Regions from separate parts of the Homo sapiens genome. Here region 1 is linked to region 2. A link is a loop called in an ENCODE intact Hi-C map of the cell type or tissue named here. Cell type or tissue: HCT116. All regions are shown on one strand. Each heading gives the region's core, and the rest is flanking DNA. Links, peaks and the distances in the headings are about the cores only.

What was found. Hi-C counts contacts between places; a loop is a spot of excess contacts. Peaks named below come from ENCODE experiments on the same cell type or tissue, not always from the same donor. Only the 100,000 strongest peaks of a DNase experiment are listed, where the experiment ranks them.
Region 1: it touches region 2 in a loop (11-fold over the local background); 4 of 110 quality-filtered maps call a loop at or near these places.

What each region holds. Positions count from the first base shown.
Region 1 is chr14:52,917,215-52,929,114 of GRCh38, forward strand. It overlaps FERMT2 (FERM domain containing kindlin 2), which reads right to left. Exons shown (of 15, transcript NM_006832.3): 3 at 1,909-2,142. It overlaps LOC105370500 (a long non-coding RNA gene), which reads left to right. Exons shown (of 3, transcript XR_943867.3): 3 at 11,143-11,900. Among named protein-coding and RNA genes, the nearest start is that of FERMT2, 28 kb to the right of the region's middle. RefSeq lists an enhancer at 1,405-1,514 and a silencer at 8,597-8,891. In HCT116, for the core only: a CTCF peak has its summit at 7,030; no DNase peak of the experiment used is centred there.
Region 2 is chr14:53,050,771-53,058,770 of GRCh38, forward strand. DDHD1 (DDHD domain containing 1) reads right to left here. Exons shown (of 13, transcript NM_001160148.2): 9 at 7,707-7,856; 10 at 4,890-5,142; 11 at 3,668-3,859; 12 at 1,074-1,157. Among named protein-coding and RNA genes, the nearest start is that of DDHD1, 99 kb to the right of the region's middle. In HCT116, for the core only: a CTCF peak has its summit at 4,325 (motif pointing left); a DNase peak (open chromatin) is centred at 4,311.

The sequences.
Region 1 (11,900 bases), core at 2,413-10,412, 130 kb before region 2:
CCTACGTGGTAATGGCAATAACATATACAGTTTATGGATATATACACACAGAGATACGTGTGTGTGTGTGTGTGTGTGTGTATGTGTGTGTCTGTGTATTTTACAGTACTGGATACACACTGAACTTATGATAGTAGTTGCTTTGTAAAGGGAAGTTAGGATAATGAGACTCAAGAATTTTACCAGTATTACTTTGACTTCAAGTCATATTTGTCATTTGACAAAATGACAAAATATCAACAATTATTAATTCCAGATAATGGGAATTTGGTATTCTTTGTATTTTTCTCTATTTTAATAATAATAATAAAAACCCTGTTTCACTTTAAAAAAAATTTCAAGGGCATTAGATCAAAAAGGCAATGTGAATCTACCTGTATCTCCCCTCCTACATCCCGAATCCCCTGAAATGACAGCAAAAGATATTTAAAAATTGTAGGCGGGGAGGGAAGATGAACATCCATAACAGTGCTAGGAGACAGGAAACTACAGTAAGAGGGTAAATAATGAGTGATTCTTGAAGACAGAAAAAAGTTGGTATTGGTTTAAGGGAAGCCACAGCCCAAACTAAACACAAGAAATGGGTGAGGATTCAGACTCCTCCAAGCTCCAAGCCTACAGGCATAAGCAGCAGGCAGGGCTCTGGGTTAAGAGGTAGGTAGTCTCAGCACCTCCATACTGTCCACAGGTCAGTGCTTGAGGCATTGTACAGGAGCAGCATTTGCCCACAGGCTCTAGCAGTGAGTGTGGGTGCTGACACCAGCAAGGAAGATTGGGTACTCTGGCGCTAGCCCAACTAAAATATTTTCAAATGTTTTCAGCAATATTTAAAACATTTGAAAATGTTGCAGCATTTGCTCTAAGAGTGAAGCAACCTAACTGATCATTAACAGGGAAATGTGGTTATAAATTATACTTGATCTTAGCCAAAAAGGCCAAGAAGTAATTGGATGTAAATTAATAGTACGTCTATACTCTGAATTACAGCTTAAAAGAATGTATAACACATAGAAAGATCTCTAAGACATTACTAAGTTTAAAAAATACATATAAAATGCTCCTATTTATTAAAAAAAATCCGATATGTATGGACAAATAAATGCATAGAAAATCACCAAACTGTCAAGAATGATTACTTAGGGGAAGGGGGAGCTTACTATGTATGTCTATATTCATTGATTCTTTTACAACAGAGTGTATTTATAAATTACTAGTATAATTTAAAAATTTAACATGAATAAAAAACTGCAGTACTTTATTTGGAATTAAAATATGAGAAGTCACTAAATGTATCTTTAACCAAGAATTTCTCAAATAGGAAAAAATACAGCAGAGTTCTGCACTAGTGGTAGTGACAGCAGTTCACATTTTCTCAGATGGTTGAATACTTCCTGTCATATGACATAACTGGGTCAGCCAAAGTAACCCACATCTCATTTCAGAATGCATAAATAGAAATACTACAGAGATGTTCAAATTGTAGACTGGTGAAGGAAGACAACACTCATAGTCATTTCCTTAGGAGCTGTGTCAGGCCTTCAATGGAGGAAGTGACACAATCTGCCTGAATCACTAAAATCAAATAGTGACTTATGTGAAGGAAACATTGCAAAGCCATGTATGTTCCCCTGAAAATAGTGCCTGTTCCTTTAACCTCTCCATAAAAATAAAGTATTAAATATCAGATACAATTCTAGTAAGGAAAGAATCTCTACTAGGTTCTTCCTGTTCCACCTTAACCCAGCATTTATCTTAATATAAAAACTTTAATGAAGTAGAAATTTCACACACATACATATATACAGATAGTTCAGCCCATGCCCCATCCCTTGGGATAAGCTATGTCAGTCATCGGTCATCTGTACATCACATAACTCGTATTTTAAGAAGAATTTATGTAATACTTACTAAAAGTCTTACAGATGTCAGAAACAGCTTTGAAGACTCTATCAGAGAAATTCACTTTCACCTTCACATACTTCATGTTGGGAAGCTGCAGGCGGAGCAGTTTGTGCTGAGGGGTGAACTGAAGCTTAGCATCTGCCTGAATACCATACTTATCTAAGGTCCAATGTGTCTTCAGAAGCCAAGTTCTCTTCTTTTCCCACCAGAGAGCATGGTCAGACCAATCTTTTTTTACATCTATAAAAAACAAACAATAAACAAATCACTTAAAAATCACCAAGGTGATTTTGAGAAATTAAAAGCAGAAAACTAGATAATTGGGTATTTAACAGCAATAATTAACTACTAAGTTACTGTTATGTGACAGGTACAAAAGAAACATTAACAGCTGAGAAAACACGCTCTGTCCTGAAAAGCCAGTACACAAGGCAGCTGAGGCAGAATATATAGGGCAACTAAGAATGTTTGAGTCAACTACAAAATGGGACACATGGATGACAGAGAAAGTACCCTCTTATTCTCAGAAAACAGAATCCTGAGGGCTAGAATAGGAAGGATTAATAAAGACAAGGAGTTGGTGGGCTTGGAACTCGTCCTATAGGAATGGACAATAACATTCTGATGAGAAACTGAACAGACTGTGGTTTATGAAGTTGCAGAAATGTGTGAAGGTGAATAATGGGTGGTGAAAAGATGGGGAACCAAAGTGAACAGAGACCAATATCCTAGGTGAAGAGGAGGAACAGGGAAAACACCCATGAGAAACACTATAACTTAAGAGAAAGCTCTAAAAATAAAAAAATAAAAAACTACATTCTGGCCACATGTGCTCTCCCAAATAGATCCCCGAAAATGGATCTAAAGTCACACTGCCCAACATTTTTCTCTGAGCACGTTTTGGTACAAGTATAACAGGAAACATTAATATCTGTTCAACTATTTAACAGCCTTATGCAACTAAATGAAACCAAATAAAGAAAAGAATGTAATTTACACAAGATTTAGCTACCCCCAGATAAGGCAGGTCGTAACAATAAACTTGTAGCAGTAAAATCCAACTTCAACTAGTTATTTATTTACTTATGACTAGGATAGGAAGTTGGTTTTTAAAGCTGCAATCAAAGTAAAGACTGCTGGGATCAACTGTATGTTAAACTTACTAAGTGCCAAAAAAAGGGAAAGTGATGTTTCAAAAAACAAAACAAAACAAAACACACACAAAAAGAACAGGCCCAGCGTGGTGGCTCATGCCTGTAATCCCAGAACTTTGGTAGGCTGAGGCTGGAGGATCGCTTGAGCCCATGAGTTCGAGACCAGGCAAGGCAACATGGTGAAGTCCCATCTCTATAATTTTTTTTTTTTTAATTAGCCAGGCATGGTGGCATGTGCCTGTAGTCCCAGCTACTCAGGATGCTGAGGTAGGAGGATCACTTGAGCCCATAAGGTCAAGGTTGCAGCGAGCTGTGATGTGAAACTACATTCCAGCCTGGGCAAGGGAGCGAGACTCTGTCTCAAGGAAAACAACTTCCAGGGGAAGGAAAAACATGTGAATGCTGGGCACAGTGGCTCACGCCTATAATCCCAAAACTTTGGGAGGCTGAGGCGGGCAGATCACTTGAGCCCAGGAATTCAAGACCAGCCTGGACAATGTGGTGAAACCCCATCTCTACAAAAAATTAGCTGGGCATGGTACATGTGCCTGTAGTCCCTGCTACTCAGGTGGCTGAGGTGGGAAGATGGACTGAACCTGGGAGGTAGATCAAGGTTGCAGTGAGCTGTGATTGCACCACCGTACTCCAGCCTGGGTGACAGAGCGAGATCCTACCTCAAGAAAAAAAAAAGTGAATAATTTTTTGCAAATAAAAATTAAAACTATCATGCTTCTGAGATAAAGCTCATTTTAATATAGTCGTACCTTTAAAAAGAGTTTATCAACTTTAAGACATTTAAAAGTATGTATTAATCTAGAAATTGAAACACACACACACATAACTAGTCTATCCCTAAATAAAAAATCAGATTTCCACATTGATTATATGGCTGAAACACCTTCTACAATGGTGAAATTTACTTGATACGACTGAAGTTCTCATTATGGAAGAAACATGCCACAGGTAGAAAAAGACTTTCAATTCTCCAGACATTAAAAACCTATTTTAATCAATAAGTATTTTAATGGGAGAATTACGGCTACAGCTACTTGTGATCGTATTACCATTTTGAAATTTCAACATCTGTGGTTTTGGCAAAGTCCTGCCAATCATGTTATTTGAAGTTTGGCAAAAGAATGCATGTAACTGCTATTTTATAACTACTTGCTTAACAGTGATACTTAATTGTATATAGTACCCTACACCCTACTTTCTAGCACAGAATTTGCCAACTAACTTTTGGAAACAGAAAATTCTGATCTACCTTATAGAAGACAACCAAGGTTAGATGACTGATCACATATTACTTTTCTTTCCAGGAACAGAAAACTAAGGGCAGAAAAAGATAACCTGCAAAGAATGCTGGTAATCAAGTAGAGTTACTGTTGAGCTGAACTGAATGATCGGTAGGTAGTATATATAGGCTGAGCCTCCCTAATGTGAAACTCTGAAATCCAAAATGCTCAGAAAACAGGGGAAAAAAAAAAGTTTTAGACTTTAGAACATTTCAGATTTCAGATTTTTGGATTACGAATGCTCAACCGGTTAAGTACAATACAAATATTTCAAAATTCAAGATCAGAAACACTCTGGTCTCAAGCTTTCAGATAAGGAATATTCAACCTGTAATACTTTCTTTCTCACATCTAGTGTCAATGTCACCCACTAAGGAAGCTCCATCATATACTCCCCGTGGGGAGGCAAGGAGAAAAAGAGCTGTAAGAGCACTATGAGTCCACCAGCACATGTCACTTGGGTTCCTCCAGAAGGCATCCCTGACCTAAGAACTTGGGTGCAAGCAGCTTATTTGTGGGAAGGAAATCCCAGGAAGCACACTTGAGGGGATCAGTGAAAGTGAGATGGGGAGAAAAGCCAACTGGAGGTTCCTCACTGCTGTGAGCACCTGCAGTTCAGTCCTTCAGGGCATGCCTCAGAACTCTCCCACAGAGGAGAAAGATGAGGTATCTCTCCACTTCCTTGTTAAGGGTTACTCCTGGGGCCATTACATTAAAAACTCTTAACACTTCTTGGCTGCCAGCATGGGGCTGGCTGCCCTGCACTCAGGCAGAGCAAGCTCAGAGATCCCTGCACCTAAGGAAAAGAGCTTGTCAGCATGTTGGGGATCTGCCCACCAGGAGTGCAGGTGAACTACAGTGAAAGAGGGGGGCCTCCATAGCACCTGTTACAGCCTGAAAGGAATGTTTATTAAATTAAAAAAAAAAAACAGCTGTTTTATTGTAGAAGCAGGGCGCTGCAAAGACATAATAAAAGACAGGCTCAAACAATGTGGCCCAGGAGTAGGTGCTAAAACATAGAGGGCAAAGACACTAACGTGATAAGGAGCTTTTGGGTACAAAATTTACATATGGACACTAATAAAGAGGTAATGTGCCACCAACCACAAAATCTAAAGAATTTTTATAATGTGAGGTATGAAAAGGACTACTGGTCAAGAACTCGACTTTCCAAGTCAAAACTACATAAATGTGAAGCTGGAGGTTAGCAAACTATGAATGGCCCAAGGACCAAATCCTGCCTTCTGCCTTTTTATGGCTCACTAGCTAAGAACAGTTTTTGTACAGTCATGAGTCACTTAACAAGGGGGATAAGATCTGAGAAATGCGATGTTTGGCAAGTTCACTGTTGTGTGAACATCAACGAGCGTATTCACAAACCTAGACAGTATAGCCTACTACACACCTAGGTTATATGGTATGGCCTCTTGATTCTAGGATACAAACCTGTACATATGTTACTGTACTGAATGCTGTAGGCAACTGCAACACAGTGATAAATATTTGTGTAGCTAAGCATAGAAAAGGTATAGTAAAATTAAGGTATTATTAATCTTATGGGACCACGGTTGTATAGTCTGCTGTAGTTGACTGAAACACTGTTACATGGCTCCTGACTGTATTTTTAACTGGTGGGGGTTGGGGGGGGAATCCAAAGAACAGTATTTTACATAATTTTATATAAAGTTCAAATTTCAATGCCCATAAACAGTTTTATGAAACACAGCCACACTACTCTGTTCACACATTGTCTATGTCTACTTCTGCACCACAACATTAGACACAGACTGCATGGCGGCCCACAAAGCCCAAAAGCCCAAAATACCTACTATCCATACTTAAGAAAAAAGAAAGAAAAGAAAAGAAAACTTTGCAGGCCCCTGTTGTAAGCAGTGTTATCTTGCACTTAGATAATGGTACAATAAAATCTCAATTTTCCATCAATTAGGCTTCCAACTGTGACCTCAGAAACATATATCTCCCCTGATACTCATCCTTCCCTTTAAAACCTGTCCCTCCCCCATGAATTCCACCTCAGTTTCTCATCAAAGGAGCTATCAACCTGCACCCACCAAGAGAAGGGGATAGGATCCAAAGATTACATACTGGACATCCTATGAGTGGTCCGTTTACCCACAGAAAAAAAATAAGCTCTCTTACTGACTGGCAACGCTGGTAAAACTAGTCTTTTTTACCCAGAGAAACTAGTGGATGAGTAACAATATAGAAAAAAAATTACACAAAATAAAAGCAGAAATAGGAGACCAGAAAAAAATCAGAAGTGTCAATACCACTCATGGCAAAAGATAAAAACAGAAAAGTAGGTGTTCTGACAGCGAAGTAGAAGACAGTGTTAGAAGATGGGTAAGCTGGACTGTGGGGGCTTGTGACTTATGTTCAAATACTGGGCTTTTCAGTAGCATTCCTGAAGACTCAACACACTACCAACCTAGTCAGCACTACTTGCAGAGTAATCACTACCACAGAATAAGAACATCAGACGTGCTGAATTCGTGAATTCAACAAATACCTGTTGAACATGTACTGTGTGCAAGAAGGCACTGTTCTAGTGCTAGAGATATGATGATGAACAAAACAAAGTTCCAGCACCATTGAGGGAGACCAAGGTGGCTAGAGGAGAGGAAATGGAGATCAGCAGGAGGTGGCATCAGAGAGCCAGGCAGGAGCCTTGTAGGTCACAGTGCATGGTTTAGGTGTTACTATGTATGAGATAAGGCCCTAGAGCAGTAGTTTTCTGCCTGATTGGCATTAGAATCATCTGAGCAGCTTTTAAAAAATACTGATGCCTGGCCCCACCCTAAACTAGGGCTATTTTGGTTTGTGAACAGCTGTCTGTATTTTTTTTATGGGCAGATACTCCACCACCTTGGTGACATCTCTCAAACCAAATATATCAGAATCTCTGTGGGTCTAGGAAATGGTTTTAAGCAGTAGTCACTTGTTTCAAAATCATTACTGATAATTTTGAAGAAGTGTGGTGATGGGGGTATGCAAGAGTTCACTCTTGCAAGAGAGTGTGCAAGAAGTTAATGTGAGAGTGGAAATGACAACCATTTCAGTTATAATGGTTGGGAGGTGAGGAAGTACAAATAAGAAATACAGAAAACTTTTCCTGGATATTTTACTGCAGCAAGGAGAATAATAGCGATCAATAGATAGAATAATAGCTGGTAAATACACAGAATAATAGCTGGTAGATAGAAAGGAAATGGCAGACCCAAGGAGTATTTTTAGCTTCATTTTTAAAAAGGGAAAGCTATTACAGCATTATTTTAAAAGTGGCTGAAATGATTTCGTATTTCAGATCATTTATAATTATTTATAATTATCATTCACTAATTTGCCCTTCAGCAGAGTATCACTTCAAAACTTCCTAAAGACCCGACTGAGCCCCCTCAAACAGGCAAAGCAATGTTTTCCCAACTTCCAGAAAATTAGCTCTTTCTTTGGTGCTGGCTTTATATCACACTACCTATCTTATTTTGAAACTAACAGTATCTCCATATCAAGTCACACAATTGGCTCTGCTCAGACTATCACAAGAACATACCTATTCTATTCATTAGTAGCAAAAACAAATTGTATACACTGATGAAAATCCTGAGAAAAATGATGGTACACCAACTGAGAAGCATTTGCCCAGGCAAGCATAAAAACTAACTGCACATCAAAAAGTACTTAAAGGCCAGGAGCGGTGGCTCACACCTGTAATCCCAGTATGTTGGGAGGCCAAGGTGGGCAAATCACTTGAGGTCAGAAGTTGGAGTTTGAGACCAGCCTGGCCAATATGGTGAAACCCCATCTCTACTAAAAATACAAAAATTAGCTGGGCCTGTTGGTGCACACCTGCAATCCCAGCTACTTGGGAAGGCTGAGGCAGGAGAATGGCTTGCACCCAGGAGGCAGAGGTTGCAGTGAACCAAGACTGTGCCATTGCACTCCAGCCTGGGCAACACAGCAAGACTCTGTCTCAAAAAAAAAAAAAAAAAAAAGCACTTAACTGCACAAATTGTGTATATAGGTGTGTGTGTGAGGTAGTTTATCTCGATGCAGCAACTCTTTTTTCGTTTGAGATGGAGTCTTGCTCTGTTGCCCAGGCTGGAGAGCAGTGATGTGATCTCAACTCATTGCAACCTCCACTTCCCGGGTTCAAGTGATTCTCCTGCCTCAGCCTCTGGAGTAGCTGGGACTACAGACAGGCACCACCACACCCAGTCCAGCTAATTTTTGTATTTTTAGTAGAGGCTGGGTTTCACTCTGTTGGCCAGGCTGGTCTTGAATTCCTGACCTCAAGTGATCCAACCCCCTTGGCCTCCCAAAGTGCTGGGATTACAGGCATGAGCCACCGCGCCCGGCACAGATGCGGTAACTCTTGAAAGCACTTAGTTATCTAGTGTATTACAGCACAGCTTGTCTCTAAAGTGGCAAGTTAAATCATAACAGACTATGCAACTGTAACTTGAAAAACCCACTATGTGCAGAACAGATTTCAGACATCCACACATTGAAGCTTTCCTCTAGCTAAAGACTGAGTAGAAGCATGAACACATTATGATGACTTTAAAATACTTACGAATAATGGCAAGCAAATGAAAATACTACTGTATCACTAAAGTAGTGGTTTAGTTTTCCATGTGGCATCAAAATCCATAATGAAATAACTGTTGATATTCCCTGAATTTGCATAAACTAAAGCTTTGGAAAACTTTCCATACAGGAACTCCCTTACATGTTCTAATCTAGACTCTGGACTATGTTCTAAATAAACATTTCTGATTTCCAGAATGGCAGGCTTGGTATTTCAAACATTAGATGACCAAGTGCAACACACACACACACACACACACACACACACACACACACACACACTCAGCCTGGCACTTGGCCAGAAGTTAGCAAACATCACCGGAGTAGATTCATTCATCTGCATTATAAAACCATTCAAGGCATAGACTACGCTCAAAAACTTGCTCTGAGAGTCCATTTCTCCAAGGTCATGATTTTCAGTTATCCTCCAGGTACAGGCCAACTTTTATTCAGTATATCTTATATTTTAAATTTTGATGTTAAACTTTCAGAAGTAACCCATCACAAATACAAGCTTTCTCAAAAAGGCTCGGGGGTGGGGCGTGGGGGGTAAAAAGCTGTACTATTATGAAGCCATCACTTGTTTTCCTTCTCTGGGGAAGAAAAGGGATTTTATGATTTACTTATAAATTTGGCTTGTTTAGTAATTCTTTTAAGACAAGAACTACTTATAGTTTACTATACCTAGCAAAATTCTAACTTCTATAATAAATTTTAGTAAAATATCTTAATTCTTCAAAACATTTTGCCAGCATTCTGGAAAGAATTATTTCTGTGTCCCTCCTCCCTTATTTAACAGATCCCATCACACCGTATCACGTGCACATAACAGTATCTGACAGACACTCAAACTCCTATCATTAACATTGCAAATTGCTACAACATTGACTGAATCAACAAAAATATCCTCCCTCAACTGTAACAGAATGCTCCTCAAATTCAGAAAGTGGTCGTACACTTGCTTTACAAATAAACATCTGTGTATTCTAAGGAACAGAAGGCTTGGGTTTCTCATCATTAGAGGCTGAGTAAATATTGCTTAGTCTACCAAACAGCTTTTGGTATCACAGTGCTCTCCCACTCCATGAGTCACCAAAAAGAAAAAAAAGAAAAAAATACATATTTCAAAGCTTTTTGCTAGAGAAAATATTATGCCCCACTTTATGCAATTCCAGCTTGCTTACACTTAGAAAATATGAGCACAGAGAAGGGAGACATTATTGAAAACATCCTATTTAATGTTTTCCTAATAAGATTACCAATTCCTACTTGACTGTTTGGATACAGGCTACTAAGACGCAATTATTGGCCAGGCTCACGTCTGTAATCCCAACACTTTGGGAGGTTTGAGGTGGGTGGGTGGCTTGAGCCGAAGCGTTCAAGGCCAGCCTGGGCAACATAGCAAAACCTCATCCCTATAAAAAAAAAAAAAAAAAAAAAAAAAAAAAAATCCAGGCATGGTGGCCTGTGCCTGTGGTCCTAGCTACCTGGAGGCTGAGGTGGGAGGACCCCTTGACTCTGGGTGGTCAAGGTTGCATAGAAAGTTGATCAAATCCCACTCCTGTTGTTTCTGCACGAGAGCTGGAGCCTATGCCTTACCACACATCCATGGATATGCCCCAGATTTGACTTGGGCCTTCAAACTTTGCACAGTGGCTGCTACTAACTTTTTGAGATAATATTCAGATTCCTGGAGACTCAGTTCTGCCTCATCTAAACCACCAGAGACCAAACAAAGACCAGCCCAATACCTCTTGGACTTTATTTAATGCCATAATGTTGTCAGACTAAAGAGAAAAATGAAGTAATTCTTTTTTAAAAAAAGAAAGTTGATCAAATAACTTACTTTTTCTTACCTTAAGTAACCACATCTTAAAAATAAGTAAGCAACTTAGAGTTTGGAATGAAGAGGAGGTTAAAATATTACTTTTAGGGAGGATAAATTTCTAGTTGCATATTTTTAAAGTACTAATTCAGGAAAGAAATGCAAAATTTGTTTAGTATTCTCACACGTCCATAAACTAGAAGCAAAGTTTACATTAGATAATCTTTGCTAAGGCAACATGTCATTGTGACTTATAAGCACAGATAACTTTTCTGGGCACGTGACTTATTTCTGATAAATATATACTTTTGTACTCTGCTAATATTGTAATTCTCTGTACCATTTACTTTTGTTTTAGGATCCTCTTGAGCCCCAAATGAGATATAACTATTACCATAATCAAGAGTTGACTGGAGGTAAAGAACACTACAATCCCAGTGTTCTAGTGACAAAGCCACTAAAGAAGCTGGTTCTGACCTACTGTAAGCAAGCCATGCAGACTCAGCAGACCAGAAAACGTCTTTCTCCTGCTTTTCAGGCTACTTGCTCATACCATTTACCTATACCACTTAGTTGCTCATCTATTAAACTTAGAGGACTTTTCCCTCTTTCATTTCATAGCCAGGCAGACTGCCCAAGACACCCTTGGGGAAACCTACTATTTTTTTCTGTCTACCACGGTGTTTCGAACTTCTCACACTTCTGAGAATCCTCCTCCTTCTCAGTAGACAACCATGGATTCTACTGCAGAAAACACAGAAGCCATCAGATTCAAACTCTTTCACCTTCACGCCAACCCATCTATAAGCCTTCTTAAATTTGTACCCAGATGGGCCTCCTGTCTTTGTGTTAACATGAAAAAGTGTCTCTTCCTGTCTATCTAAAGCCAATCCCACCTCCTACGCTCTGCTGCCCTTCCCATCTTCTAGGAACCGTGTGCTTCTTTCCTTACATTGGCTCTCCAGGTGTCTCATCCATTCTCATAGCTTTAAAAGACACTTATTTTCGTCACTGGTGTCAGCAGCCCAACCTTCTACTCAGACGCCAGCCTATACACCCTACTGCCTATCTCACATCTCTTCTTGATGTCCCACAGATAACTCAATTTATCTAAAA
Region 2 (8,000 bases), core at 1-8,000:
TTACCATCTGAATCATTTTGTGTAGTTATGACTACAGGTTTAACTACTTAGGTAGCTAGGTAGGATGGTTTTGAGATACTGGATATATGGGCTACTTGGTTGCAGGACAAATATGAATGAATTAATTTTCCTTTCTCCAACCAAAAATGCAAAAAACATAAATAAAATTATTTATTTATGAAACAGGCTGGCTTGGGCAGAGACCAGAGACAGCACTTATGTAAGATAATTTCTTAAGGGGAATTCACTGAGTTAGATCAACGCAAACTGAAGTAATGTAAGAGTTTTTTTTTTTTTTTACTTGAAAAAATTTATGAAAATTGGTGATCAAATAAAGAAACTGTAAAATGAGATTTGGTTAAAACATTAAAAGAAAAAAAATCCCACAAAGCCCTGTAACGTGTTTTGTCAAAGACAAAATCCAGCATTTTTTTTTTTAAAAGAGAAGCTGTGGAAAAAGAATCAGAAGTTAGTCATAAAAATAATTTTAAACTGCTAAAGTTAATCCATAGTGATACATTTAGAATATACTGAAAATTAAGAGATTAAAAATATCTCTTACATCCAAGAATACTGTTTTTAAAAGTGAATGTACTCCCCTAAACTACATTAAATATCTGTGTTGAAAGCAATCAGCTATGACATACCTACAACCCTAAGTGGTAAATTTACTGATACCTGAAATAACCAAGAATGATGACATTCTTTGTACTATTAGAAACCCTTTTATATCTAAATGTATTAAATGAAAAGAAATAGCAAACCTCTTTGGAGCCTTTAGGACAATAAAGAAGGAAGAAAATGACCTTATGCTTTTCTTCAGGTTCCTTCTTTGTAGAAGTATACACAAATATACTTTAGCACATTAAGTGGCTAGTCAATTTTCAGGTTTCAGAACCACTACCATTTAAGACTAGAAAATATGGGATGAAAATACACATAAAATAGTCTGTAATGGTAACACTGAAGCTGGGATCTCATAGAAGAACTGATCCAATTTTTCAATAAGCAGAAGAACTCTAAGTAGATCATTTTTATAGTATTCTGAATGCTATTCCTGACATATACCATACCGAGGGCATTATCTTTATTCTGCATTACATTTTCCGGAAAAAGAAGTTGTGGGAGATTAAAGAACGATTCTTGAAGTCTGAAATCTGTGAAAAAAAAACACAAGATGCTGTAAAGGGTTGGCTGATGATTAAAAATGGCCTTCAATGATGTAGTGGCCAAAAGTTAGAACAATACTCCCAAATAAACTGACTAAATCTAGCATACATAAAGTAGTACACATCTTAATTTTTGTAAGGAGCTCTTTCATGGAAAATGTAAGCATAACTAACTTGAAATATAATCTCATAATCTGTTAACACCCAGATAGTCCCCAAATTCATAGCTAATTTAGTTCCTAACCTAGATGCAAAACAATGCTAAAAGAAACAGATCTTTGCATTATATGTTAGAAAAGAAGTCTAGACTTTTCAAAAGAAGAATAGCTAGGTAAGATGCTTCAACTGGATGAAAATAAAATAGGTTTCAATTGACAACACTAGTTCTTCACATAAAGAAACAGACAGATCATGAATTCTAAGCCTGTGCCCCATTTTACCCTCAAATAGCAAGTGAATCAAAGTCGGTAGCTTCAGAATAAAGGTTATCCAGAAGAACTGAGGCAATTAATGTAAGTAGAAGGAAGAAAGGAGGGAAGCCAGAATCACCTAATCACAATGACCAAATTTCAGAAAGAAGATTTAATGAAGAAAAGTTTTATGATTTGCACGATATAGCCAAGACAGCACTTAACGACGAGAAATTATGACGATTACACAGATTACATTATTGAAGCAAGCCAAATAATTAGTAAAGCAAATCTTGGGAATAGGATTTAAAAGGCAGAATCTTATTATAATAGTCCAATTTTAATAGTTATATCTATATCTAGAGGTGAATATGTGTAATATGTATAATATATAAGTATGTGTAATATGTGAATATGTGTAAGACTCATAATTACCTCATATTGAGTCTTGTTGACTATTTTACCATTCGGACTATCAAAGAATTTATGTGTAAGAATGACATAGTATGTATTTTGTTAAGCTCTCAAAATAAAAAGATGCAATACAGCTATGCACCTCTACTAACTGCTGTTCTGGAAGAAAAAACTGGGGGTTTCTCTATTATTTTGAAATTACTATGTTAAACAGAAAAAAAAAACCTAAAAAAGTTTTATTCCCTCAGAGCCTGTAGATTCTATACATACGTTTTCATTACCCTTTTTCTAGGGGGTTAAACCCTACCCTGCTCTTCTTGCTCCCTCCCTCACTCTGATGTTTACTAGCACTACTGTTGCACATTAATGACATTACAGAGAACCATGACTTTTTACCTGCTACCTTACAAAATTCTTTGAAATTAATTTTCTTCAGCAGTTAGAGTTTTCTTGACATCTGCATGTCACGACAGAATTTTGTATTTTCACAATCACATTTTTGATATTAAGTAGAAAAGGAAACAAGTCAGAAATAGTATGAGAACTCTTATAGAAGGTAAAATATATTTAATGCAAATATCAAAGTCTAAAAAAGAATTTTCCAGACTTGCAATTATAAAATTTTCAGTGTCCAGAGTCTGGCACAGATATAATTAAATTAAAAATGCTGTTGGCCCAAGTAGGAATGTTCAACCCTATTAATAATTCATCCTGGAGTGGAGTTGACTGTGGAAGAATTATTCAGCCTCTAGGAGTGTCACACCTGAACTTTCTAAGGATGGATGGCAATGAATGCCATCATTTTACAATTTAGAGTAGCAGACACAGTAAGAACACAATACTCTAAGTAACAAATAAAATCTGTTTAAAAATTTCTAGAGAAAGAAAAGTTTTCTCCCTGCTATAGTTACAGAAAAGGAGTAGCTAGTTTCAGAATTTATATTTCATTATAGGTGTCAATGAAAAAATAGGACTTGACGTTTTAGTTTTATTTTACTAGACACCTAAAAATAATGTTCAAGTTCAGACTCTTGGAAGTAAATATATACTAAGTGTATTCGTGTTTCACAACTACTCAACATTTCAAACTTTCTAAGTCCACCGGAGAAAGCTTAAAGATCCATATAATGCTAAGTCCAACATAACTATCCATTTATTTACTCATTTTTTCAATATCTGCTTTACACTAGGTAGCTGGGATAGAATTGGAAGCCATTCAGCAGATCCAATAAAATTTCTAAGCTTTGAATAGAAGTAGGATGACTTTGGTATAGCAGTTTTTAAAGTCTCAAGACCAGATACAGCATAGATCTAAAGCAATAATTACACGATTTTTGAGACTGAGAAGATCACATTAGTAAAAATCTACTTTATAAACTTCAGGGGGTACTTACCCTAAAGAGATTTGTTTTATGCTTGATGGTTAAGACCTTGTGCCACAAGGCCCTAATTACTAATATTCTATTAATTCATCAATGCAGAAAGTAAAACTGCATTTTCCTGGAAATTATTCTTAAAAATATAAGCAGAAGGAAAGCATTTTTTTCTTTCAAAGTTAAGGCACACTTTAGATCTTAGAGTTGACTAGCTAGTATTAATATTTTATACCTCCCTGCCCTCCCCAAGTTTTAAAAAGATACAGTATCAACTTAAGGAAATAATGTATGAACTAACATGCAGAATCGAGGAAGCCAGAACTGCTATGTGGAAGGGTCTGTGTCCCTACGGTGGTAGCAGAAGGTGAGGCAACTGGCTTCTTCTCATCTTCCATTGAGTCTTTTGATGTTTCAGATGACTGTGTTGTAGATGAACGTCCAAATCTTGAGAACAACATTCCTCCAAGTCCCTTTCCAATGCTAGCAGCCCCTGTATTTCACAAAGCAGGGTAGTCATTCTGTTGAATCACACCACACTCTAAGCTAAAGAGCACCACCCATAATTATAGCCAACTGGCAGAGGGACCAAACCCTAGTCATGTTTTTCCAGGGTGGGAACATAAGAAAATTATAATTTATATTGCAGGTTTCTAAATAAAAATGGTGAATAGAATGAGAGTTGTATAAGCTCTAGGAATATAACACAGGAATATATAAACAAAGGAATAAAGATTCTATTTTATTCAAGTGATCATGGTTTATTAAAATATTTGGCAAGATTAAAGTCTTTGATAAAAGAACCATGCCATTGACATGAGTATAGATTTACTATTGATATACTTACTACTGAATTTAAATGGACATGTAAGAAAAAGCCATCAATAAACAATGTATTAACATGAGAAAGTAAAACAGCCAATGAGTCCAGGAGATAAAGCCTATTTATAGTGCCACCTTGTGGTATTTTACATTAAGGCAACTTGTAACCAAAGGCAATGGACAGATTCAAATACCACATAATCGAGTTCCAGTGATACAGCAAACATTGTGCCAGTACTGGAGATCATTCAAAGAAAAATTAAACATCCTTGTTGCCCTCAGGAATCACACAGTTTGAGAGACTTTTAGAATAGATCAGAGAACTGGTTGACAGGGAGCACCCTCTGACACAAGTGCTTTCTCATTTCACAGATGAGCAAGTAGAGCATTAAAAACTATATTATTTACTCAAGATCTCACAGCAAGTGGTAGGACCAAGATTAAAATGAGGGACTTGATTCTCATAACAGCTTTTTCTGGTCCATCCAGCTATCTTATATTCTAAAACTATAAGATCTGATCTAATCAGAGAACTTTAGAGCTTTTTGGGCCTCAAATATGAACATTGGGAGGGTAGTTAATTCTAGACACAGGGATTAACTGCTGGGAGTTTCCTAATACATAGAATACTTCTAGTCCCCCAAACTTATGTCTAGGAAAGTGCTTATATGCATAGATAAGGAATACATAAGAGAAATTACCTAATATGCTTGCTTTGCCTATATTTGTTATAGATTCTCCATAGTGTCGGCGGGACAAAACTGGTGAGGTCACAGGGCTTGGTATGGTTGAAATGCCTTCATTCTCTGAAACTGAGGTAGGTTCTTTAGCTGGGTTGAGAAAGCTTGGCTTCATATGTTCATAAGGTAAAGGATTTGAAGTATTGTACCAGTGGATCTGGACAGGTGAAATGTTGCTGTAGTGTTTCAGTATTAATGGTTCTAATCTATAAGCCTTGATTTAAAAAAAAAAATTCAAAGAAACACAGTGTTAAATCACAATGCTTGGATTTTAGTAAACTGTTCTTACTCTACTGCATGTTAAGTAAACCTCCGAGAAGGAATTTAATTAAAAAACAATAGCTATTTCAAACATGTATTTCTATTTGTTCACTGTTAATATGCACTTGATCTAATGATGAGATTATGAAAAACAGTCTAGGCTAATAGTGTCTATCAATTAGTTTTTCAGAGAAATATTTTTATTATGTTCTGATATGTAACAATTAGATTTATTTTAGTCTTAGGAGCAAAGTTGAAGTAGTAGATGGTAATCCTGGGAAACAGCAAATAAGGCCAATTTTTAATATTTTAGGAGCTCTATTTAAGCTCTGTTTTAAAATAGATTGATACAGTAACAGCATAAATCAGATGCCAGCATAAGAGCATCTGTCTGATGTGAAGTAGCAATGAGACAGCAGAAAAGGCAATGGATACGGCATCAGAATCCCCCAAATTCATATTCTGGTTTCTATCACTTATTTTTTAATTTACATTTTTAGAAAATTTTATTTTTTAAGATGGAGATGGGGTCTCGCCTTGGTGCCCAGGCTGGTCTCAAACTCCTGGGCTCAGGCAATCCTCCCACCTCAGCCTCCCAAAGGGTTGGGATAATAGAGAGCCACTGCGCCCAGCCTCTGTCACTTATTAATTGCATGATGCTTGTTAAGTCACTAGGTCTCGGAGCCCTGAGTTTCCTGAGCTGTAGAAAGGAGGTAACACTTCCTCTCTTACAGAGATGTGAGAAAGAACAGATAACATTTGTAAAAACTGCCTTGCACCGTTCTGACGTAAACTATTTAACAAAGTATTAATTTTTTTAAAAATCACAGAAAAACTATAAAATGAATAATAAAAATTTAAGAGTTTGGAATCCTCCTTTAAAGTTACAACAAAGTTTAAGTTATACAAAGGACAGGGCTCAGAGCAGACCTATGAACTGAAATTCACTTTCAAGTTACGAGACAATGAATAAAATGAGTATATGTTAATGAAATGCTTATTGTCTAGCTGGGTGTATATATATTTTACTTAATCCTAACAATCCTAGAAGGCAAAATATTATCATCTACATCATACAGATAAGATACAATCTCAGAAATAACTTGCCCAGGATTGTGCAGTTTGTATTTGAATCTTATATTAAACTTCCAGTTCAGTGAAGTTAATATGGCAGTTGTAAGTCTTTAACATATGAGAGATTTTCTAAAATTCGAATGGTTAGTCAATGTTATATTTATTTGGTACTAGCTAAAAGGATCCTTTAAAAGACTTTCCACAATTATATGAAGCTATTTTTTCAGAGAATAAATGCTATTTAAAATAGTTTAATATTTAGTTAAACCAGCCTTGTCCCAAAGAAGTATTAAGGGGGCATTTTTCTTGTCTGAAAATCTTACTTGGCATTACACTGTTTAACAGGATGCAAGGTTCTTGGAGTGCTTCCATTAAAAAAAATATTTACAGCATAAACATAATAGAGAATAGAAAAATCCAACATCTTACAATTCTATTAGGCTATAATAAAGTTTTATTTTGATGTTCAGTATTTGAATATTTTCATTTTTCAGAGAGTCTACAAAATACATTCCAATATTGTAGCATACTTTAGATTAAAAAAGTATTTAGAGCAGGATTTTTAAGATTTATGGTTTCTAGGTTACTGGTATTACAATTGGTTAAGGTTTGAAAGTCCAGTAGACTCCTGTCTCTTGTACTAACTGTCTGGGAATAATATTTTTACATTACACTCTTGTATTACAGGTGCAACATAACCAGACCATCTCTAAGGTACTTTATCTCATGAGCCCTAAATTAACCAAAACACACGTTTAATAATCAGATAAATGAAGTGTTTTCATTAATTCGATGGCACCTTGTAAGATGTCTTAGACAGATTTTTACTTTTTGGAGACAGAGTCTCGCTCTATTGCCCAGGCTGGAGTGCAGTGGCACAATCTCGGCTAACCGCAACCTCTGCCTCCCAGGTTCAAGCAATTCTATTGCCTCAGCCTCCCGAGTAGCTGGGATTACAGCCGTGCCCAGCTAATTTTTTGTATTTTAGTAGAGATGGAGTTTCACCATGTTGCCCAGGCTAGTCTCGAACTTGAGCTCAGGCAGTCTGCCTGCCTTGGCCTCCCAAAGTGCTGGGATTACAGGCATGAGCACCACGCCCGGCTTTTTTCTTTTTGTTTGAGATGGAGTCTCACTACTCTGTCACCCAAGCTGGAGTGCAGTGGCATGATCTTGGCTCAGTCCAACCTCCACCTCCCAGGTTCAAGTGATTCTCCTGCCTTACAGGCACCCACTACCACGCCCAGCTAATTTTTGTATTTTTAGTAGAGATGAGGTTTCACCACATTGGTCAGGCTGGTCTTGAACTCCTGACCTCAGATGATGCGCCCGCCTCAGCCTCCCAAAGTGCTGGGATTACAAGCGTGAGCCACTGTGCCCAGCTGATAGATTCTTTTTAGGAACAATTTGACATTGAGAAAAAAAAGAGTCTATATTGCAACTCACCACTGGATCTGTAGGATGAAAAATATTTAGTAACCGGTTACAAATCTCTCTAGGCAAAATATGGTCTTGACTTCCAGTATTTCCTGGGCGGATGCCACGCAACGCCAAGAAAACTGCTAATGGGGATCCCATACAGAAGAAATTCTCAACCTAAAATGATAAAGTCATCTTAAAGTTTAAAAATGGTGAAGTGTTATCTTTCAACAAAATTTGGGCATAACGTAATATATGGCAAAATACAAATAATAAAATATCTTTGAGTATATTCGTTTTTAATAAGAGTTATCCAGATGG